2 separate regions of the Homo sapiens genome follow, and region 2 is linked to region 1. The links are chromatin contacts, found by Hi-C or POLR2A ChIA-PET in ENCODE. All regions are on one chromosome and are shown on one strand. The core of a region is the stretch at or near the end of the contact, and the rest is flanking DNA. Distances in the headings are between cores, read along the strand shown.

The links. A loop is a pair of places that touch in the nucleus more often than their neighbours do. ChIA-PET counts read pairs that join two places held with the same protein, here RNA polymerase II (POLR2A). Pooled maps may share reads with other maps.
Region 2: a loop to region 1 is called in a pooled map, with 2.1 times the contacts of the local background. The contact joins two enhancer-like sites. A Hi-C loop is called at or near these places in 2 of 168 maps with a recorded cell type or tissue (astrocyte of the cerebellum and endothelial cell of hepatic sinusoid) and 2 of 50 pooled maps. POLR2A ChIA-PET finds 5 or more read pairs at or near these places in 4 of 52 experiments (B cell, CD4-positive, alpha-beta T cell, H1 and 1 more).

What each region holds. Positions count from the first base shown.
Region 1 is chr19:38,133,748-38,137,460 of GRCh38, reverse strand. All of the region lies in intron 10 of SIPA1L3 (signal induced proliferation associated 1 like 3), which reads right to left. Among named protein-coding and RNA genes, the nearest start is that of SNORD152, 27 kb to the left of the region's middle. Within about 2 kb of position 1,665, at least 2 of the 41 ENCODE cell types and tissues checked have a DNase peak (open chromatin) inside an H3K27ac peak, as active enhancers do.
Region 2 is chr19:38,046,319-38,050,057 of GRCh38, reverse strand. The region is part of intron 2 of SIPA1L3 (signal induced proliferation associated 1 like 3); the gene reads right to left. Among named protein-coding and RNA genes, the nearest start is that of SNORD152, 110 kb to the left of the region's middle. RefSeq lists enhancers at 438-967, 1,621-2,369, 3,238-3,617. Within about 2 kb of position 1,382, at least 13 of the 41 ENCODE cell types and tissues checked have a DNase peak (open chromatin) inside an H3K27ac peak, as active enhancers do.

The DNA of each region.
Region 1 (3,713 bases), core at 416-2,915:
TCCCAGCACTTTGGGAGGCCGAGGCGGGTGGATCACCTGAGGTCAGGAGTTAAAGACCAGCTTGGCCAACATGGTGAAACCCCATCTCTACTAAAAATACAAAAATTAGCCAGGCATGGTGGCACGTGCCTATAATCTCAGCTACTAGGGGGGTTGAGGCAGGAGGATCGCTTGAACCTGGGAAGCGGAGGTTGCAGTGAGCTGAGATCATGCCACTGCACTCCAGCCTGGGCAACAGAGTGAGACTCCATCTCAAAAACAACAACAACAACAACAAAAATGAAGGCAGCATGCAGCATGGAGAGGTACAGACCAGGGCTGCGGGGCCAGATGGCTGATCCAGATTCTAGCCCCGTTATCACCTACATGGGTGTGGGTGAGGAATTCTCTTCTCAGAGCCTCAGTTTCCTAATCTGTAATATGGGGCTGGCTGTGAGCATTCTCTGAGCGTTAGCAGAGTCTGCACATGACAACTGCTTAACAAATCAGAGCTGATGCAGTTGCCTCCTCCAGCTGATTCTAAGGACAGTTTACCTGCTTTTCCCACAAACAGAAGCAAAAGCCTCACTTCCACTTTCTGAAATCCAACCAAACCACCTTGGGGCTCTGGAAAAGATTCTGCCCCAGCTCCTCCCGGCTCTCGCCTTCCCCAGTGATCTGAAAATGATCATCATCGAAATTATCAGGAGCTCAGCAAATAATGAAGATTCCTGGGCCCCATCCCAGATTACACGCATCAGAATCCCCTGAGGCAGGGCCCAAGGATCTGCATTTGACTGAGCTGCCTGTGATGATGCTGATACACAATAACATTTGAGAAGGCCTGCTTCATTTATTGATTAAAAAAATTTTTTTTTGAGACGGAGTCTTGCTGTGTCACCCTTGTTGGTGTGTAGTGACGCAGTCTTGGCTCACTGCAATCTCCACCTCCCGGGTTCAAGTGATTCTCCTGCCTCAGCCTCTTGAGTAGCTGGGATTACAGGCGCCTGCCACCATGCCCGGCTACATTTTGTATTTTTAGTAGACACCGGGTTTCACCATGTTGTCTAGGCTGGTCTTGAACTCCTGATCTCAGGTGATCCGCCTCCCTCGGCCTCCCAAAGTGCTGGGATTATAGGTGTGAGCCACTGCGTCTGGCCCTTGAATTTTTTTTAAGGATTAAAATGATATAACACGCATCCCTGTCTCCCAATCCCATCCTCCAGTTTCAACTACCAGAAGCAACCACTGCTCCCACTTTCTTACGCATTCTTCTTTTTTTTTTTTTTTTTTTTTTTGAGACAGTCTCACTCTCTTGCCCAGGCTGGAATGCAGTGGCGTGATCTCACACCACTGCACTCCAGCCTAGGCACAGAGAGTGAAACTTCGTCTGAAAAAAGAAGAAAAACAAAACTAAAACAAACAAACAAAAAAACCCAAACAAAACTCCAGCCTTGTGGCCTGGGGGTAGGAGGAAGACCCCATGCATTCTCCTCGGTGTCTGAGAGCATGGGGTCAGCGTGCAAGCCATGCGGCCTGGCTGGTGGCAGCGAGGGCACTTCTATCCCGTCCTCACTGCTCGCCTCAGAGCTCACTACAACAGACATTTGAGCCAGGGTTGCATCAACAGGCTGGAGAAAGCCCAGAGCCTGGGTCATCAGCTCTGCAAATGAGGTCAGCTACACACCTCTGCATTTGAAGAACAACAAAAACCACCCAAGTCCTGACCCACGCCCACCCCTGCAAACGGGAGATCCTGTTTCAGCAGCTGCCTTATAAAGGGAACAGGAGGGAATGTCTTCCTCCTGAAAAGGGCAGGGAGAAGAACTCCTCTGTCTGGTTGCACTCTCCCTGGCCCTGTCTCCCCAAAGCTGGAGAACTGCAGACTTTTCTTTGCCTTTCAGTTTGTCCCTACCTGCATGTTTGGGGTGAGAGTCATGCGATGCGCAAGCTGGCTTATCGTGTGCACCCGTGGGAGTGTGTGGAGAGGGGTGCATGTCCTTCCTCGAGGAGCGTAGCCACCAGGGCACTTGCCTGTGGGGTTATCTGGCCTTGACTTGCCCCTGCAGAGATCTAAGCAGGTGTGGCTGGGCTGTGGCTCCGGGCAGGGTAGGAAGGTGGCAGGAGAAAAGGGCTGGGAACCGGAGACACCCGGGGCATGACTGGAGTCCTGAGGTTGAGCCATCTGGGATGTGGGTAGGGGTGGCCACACCCTCAGGTTCAGGGTTTAGGCCTGCCCAGAACTGTCCCCCACCAAGTGGAGAGAGAGCAAGCACGACTCAGGAAGGTGAGGGTGGGGACATCACTCGCATGCCCGTGTATTAATAGCTCGTGATGGCTTTCAGAGGCTGCAGAGTATAATGGAGACAGGCCGACCTGGATTTGAATTTTGCTTTGCTGCTTACTAGCTGTACAACTCTGCAAAGTGACTTGTTCACTCTGGGCCTCGGTTTTCTCGTCTACAAAGCAGAGATCACACCAGCCCTGGTGTGAGCCCAGCAAGGTCATATGTGAATATGGCACTCATCGTCACCCCATCTTGTGCCCTCCTCTTGGCTGAATCTGCTGCAGCCATGCAGGTCCTCTTTCTGGTCTGTCTCCAAGCTAAGGGCCTTTGCCCTCACCTTCGGGCCTTCCCGGACCACCCTATCCAATGTGGGTTATGTGCCCTTTACAGTCCTCACATCCAGTATCTTGGTGCCAGTGTCTCTCGAGCGCCTCCTATAGGCCAAGTACTGTCCCACGTGCCTTTTTTTTTTTTTTTTTTTTTTTTTCCTGAAACAGAGTCTCGCTCTGTCATCCAGGCTGGAGTGCAGTGGTGCAATCGGCTCACTGCAAACTCTGCCTCCTGGGTTCAAGTGATTCTTCTGCCTCAGCCTCCTGAATAGCTGGAACTACAGGCGCACGCTACCATGCCCGGCTAATTTTTGTATTTTTAGTAGAGACGGGGTTTCACCATATTGGCCAGGCTGGTCTCAAACTCCTGACCTCATGATCCACCCGCCTTGGCCTCCGAAAGTGCTGGGATTACAGGCATGAGCCACCAAGCCTGGCTTTTTTTTTTTTTTTTTTTTTTTTGAGAAAGCTTGAGTGCAGTGGTGTGATCACAGCTCACTGCAGTCTCAACCTCCTATCTCACCCTGAGTAGCTGAGACTACATGCATGTGCCATCACACCTAGCTGATTTTTAAAAATTTGGGCTGGGTGCAGTGGCTCATGCCTGTAATCCTAGCACTCTGGGAGGTCGAGGCGGGCAGATCACATGAGGTCAGGAGTTTGAGACCAGCCTGGCCAATAAGGTGAAACCCCGTCTCTGCTAAAAATACAAAAATTAGCTGGGTGTGGTGGTGCATGCCTGTAGTCCCAGCTACTCGGGAGGATGAGGCAGAAGAATCGCTTGAACACAGGAGGCGGAGCTTGCAGTGAGCTAAGATCATGCCACTGCACTGCAGTCTGGGCAACAAGAGTGAAACTCAGTCTCAAAAAAAAAAAAAATTTGTTGTAGTGGCGAGGTCTTGCTATGTTGCCTAGGCTGGTCTCGAACTGCTGGGCTCAAGTGATCTTCTGGCCTCGGCCTCCAAAAGTGCTGAGAGCCACCAGCACTCCACAGTCACAAATTCACTGGGTCTGGCCTGTCCTACGTGCTTTACAAGTTGGATCTCCTTCAACTTCACAAACGCTCTTGTGGAAAGGACGTTATTGTCCTTGTTTTACAAATGAGGAAACCGGGCACA
Region 2 (3,739 bases), core at 133-2,632, 87 kb after region 1:
GTGAACTAACTTGCTGGGTTACATGGCAGGGTCAGGATTCAAACGCAGGTCACCGGCTCCAGAATTTGCCTTCCAATGCCTGTGCTGACTGGGCCTCTCTTGGAAAGGGGAGCCTGAATTAGGTTAACAGGGGCATGAAGAGGCACTCAGCCAGACTCACCATCAGAGCATTAAAACCCCGGAGACCCCACTTGACACCCTTCGGATTGGTGAAACTGGGAAGCAGGACAACAGCAAAGTGGCGAGAGGTATGGGGAAGCGGGACCCTCCTGTGCTCTCGGGGGAACGCGGGTCAGAGCAGCCTCATAGAGAGCTCAGGAGTTCAAGATCAGCCTGGCCAATGGAGCAAAACCCCAGTTCTACCAAAAGTACAAAAATTAGCTGGGTGTTGTGGCAGGTGCCTTAATCCCACCCCTGGGGAGAGAGAATGCCTATCTCCGGCTGCAACTGACTCCTGGGGGTAAGCCCCATGGGTTCCTAAGGCAAAGGTAGGCGGATGCTCACTTGAAGCATGGTTTGAAGTGGGGTGGAGCTAGGGGCAACCTGGATGCCCAACACCAGGGGACCAGACACGTGAGCCGTGGCAGATGTACAGCATGTACAACTGTTCAGCTGCCAGACGCCATACACTGGACACACATCCAGCAACGTGGCTAGATGGCGAACACATGCTATTTGGTGAAAACCAGAAGAAACCGAAAGAATGAGATACAGAGCTCCAAACCCCGGAAGCTGACTCTTTACTCAAACCTCAATATATATTTTGCAAGGATGTGTGCACAGCTACAGACACACCGGAAATATTTCAGACTGGGGGAAGGAATGAAAGGACCTATAGAGGATGAAGATGGAAAGAGAAACAAAAACCTTCCCAGTGACAAGGGAGGAGACACCCATTTTTTTTCCCCACCATCAGACAAGTAGTCTTTGGCAGCCAGACTCCACTTGCCCCCTGTCCACCCCCCGCTTTTTTTTTGAGATGGGGTCTCGCCCTGTCGCCCAGGCTGGAGTGCAGTGGCGCAATCTCAGCTCACTGCAACCTCCACCTCCTGGGTTCAAGCGATTCTCCTGCCTCAGCCTCACGATAGCTGGGACTACAGGTGTGCACTACCACACCCAGCTAATTTTTGTATTTTTAGTAGACACGGGGTTTCACCGTGTTAGCCAGGATGGTCTCTTGACCTCATGATCTGCCCGCCTCAGCCTCCCAAAGTGCTGGGATTACAGGTGTGAGCCACCGCGCCCAGCCTGCCCCCTTTTTTGGGTGTTAACTGAGGGTGGATGATGCAGGAGGCAGAAATTGGACGCAAGTCACTAAACTTCTTCAAAAGAAAACCACACTTCTTTGTTCTCAAATGCCACAAAATCTGTTGGGCCTGACACGATTTGCTAACTTAGGGAGGGGACTTGGTCAGGGACTGAGCTTGGCAGGCATTAATGGTTGTCTACTCAGTTTCCACTTCTGCTTTTTTCAGCTACTAGACAACAGAACCCAGTTGGTCAAGAGTGATCAGGATGTGGCATTCCTCTAGTAACTTGACCGGCCTGGTTGAGGGGCACGTGACCTCAGCTGGACCAGCTGTAGACTGAGGGGAACCACTTATAACCATCAGTGGGGTGTGTTCTCTCTCTCCTGATGCCTGTGGACAAGGGCAAGTGGCCCTGATTATCACTGGAAGCCATTCTGGAACCAAGAGGCATACAGAGGCCTTTGGAGGCTGAGAACCTGAGTCCCTGACAGACATGCTTGAGCTGCTGATCCTATCCACCTGGTGCCCATCCACCCCTGGGCTTCTAGAACACATCACATGTCTTAACCATTGGCCAGATGGTGCCAGGGTTGTTACTTGCAACTAAAAAGCATCCTGACTGAGAACCACAAAGCAGCCTGCTATCTTTTAATTGTTAAACAAGAGAAAATCTCTGTAGGAGGGAAATGGGGCATTAGAGGCATGAACAGGAAGGGCCAATTCATCCTAGTGTATGGGAAATGTTCACCCAGGCTGCATGTCCCCTGCCCACCCAGAGGCACACGCACGATTCTCTGTGCACGAGAGCTCAGGAAACCCTCTGCAGTGGGTCACTGTTTCCCTCACATCCTTTACCACAGTGGAGTTACCGCCGGTTTCCCATGTTGTATTTCTCCTGATGACGGCAGGGGGTTAATCCCCAGCTGACTGGAGCTGAGGATGAGAGACAGGACCAGAAAGCCCAGCCTGGCACTCCTGCAGCTGCTCTGTTCCTGAATCAAAGGTCGGACTTCAGGATCTGGACTGCCGCTGGGGTCTCTAAAATGACACGTGGTCCGAGGCCCTCCATGAGGAGACCTGGCTGGCTGCGGTGTCACATCCCTCCGTCAGCATCAAGGGAAAGATACCAGTGTGGCAGGGGCGGGCAAAGGAGCGTGCGCTCTGGGGTCAGCCCGGCCCGGGTTCAATCATCGCTCTACCCACAGATCGCCTGTGACTGCCTCTACTATAAAGTGAGTGGCAGGAGGGATCGAGGTCGAAGGAGGAAAAAATAACACAAACCTACCCAGTGAGACATTGTGTCACTGGCCATGTCGGTTCATTCATTCAACAAATATTTACTGAGCAGCTCTTTCGGGCCAGGTCCTGTTCTAGATGCTGGGGATATGGCAATGCACAAGACACAGAATTCCTATGGTCAAACAGGAGCTCACAGGCTATACTATAGGGTGTAGACAGGCAATACACAAGCCCACAAATCCACTGTGATATGTGCCATGAAGAAAATAAACCAGGTGATATGACAGAGAGAGGAATGTGTAGGAGTGTGTGTGAGTGCGTGCGTGTGTGCGTGCGTGTGTGTCGGCGGGGGAGAACAGGCTGGCAGGAAGTATAGCAGAGTGATTATGAAGCCAGATGGTCTGGGTTCAAATCCTGGTTCTGCCACTTCCTACCTGTGTGGCTCACGCAAACAACCCAACTTATCCGTGCCTCAGTTTCCTCATGTGTAAAACTGGATAGTGCCTGCCTCACAGGGTTTTTGGGAGGACTAAGTGGGTCAACACCTATAACATACTTAGCAGTGGGGACCACGCCTGGCTGGGGAGCCCATCCACTTAAGGGTCTCTGGAAGAGCCACTCAACCACCCAGGTGGTGCTGTTAGGCAGCCACAGCTACAAGCCATGTGGGTTTTCTGAGACACGATACACCCAAGTGCTCTCAAAGAGAGCCCCCTCCTGCAGGATCAGAGCCACCTTGCTCTGAGCGGGCAGCTGTGGGTACAGCAGAAGGGACAGCAAAGCCCTCCACTTACTGAGCAACTGACAGACGCCACTCGGGCACAGGAGATGCCGGGTTGCGGGGTCAGAGGAGCTGCTCGGGGGACCTGGGCCCCTCCACACCCGGAAAATCCAGCAGCATCCCCAGGCTGCGGGCGAGATGGCGGATTCATGTGGGCTCTTGCTGGGGGGTTGTGGCACAGGGCCTCCCAAAACTCTCAGCCTATGAAGGAGTCATTTCCTGTGCCATGCCCAGGAGACACAGGTAATCTGGAAACTCCCCTCCCCGGCCACCCTGCCTCTTTCCAGGGCAGGGCCCAGAACAGGGAACCGAGAGAAGCACGTTGATCGGCATGAGGTCAAAGACTCCACCACCACCCCACGGCCCCCGACCTTGAAGCTTTGTGCTGTCATCTGGCCACTCAAAAGAAATAGGGAAATGAGGAGGGGGGACAGGCTGCTGGCAGCGCTGGGCCTGAGAGGAAATGAGG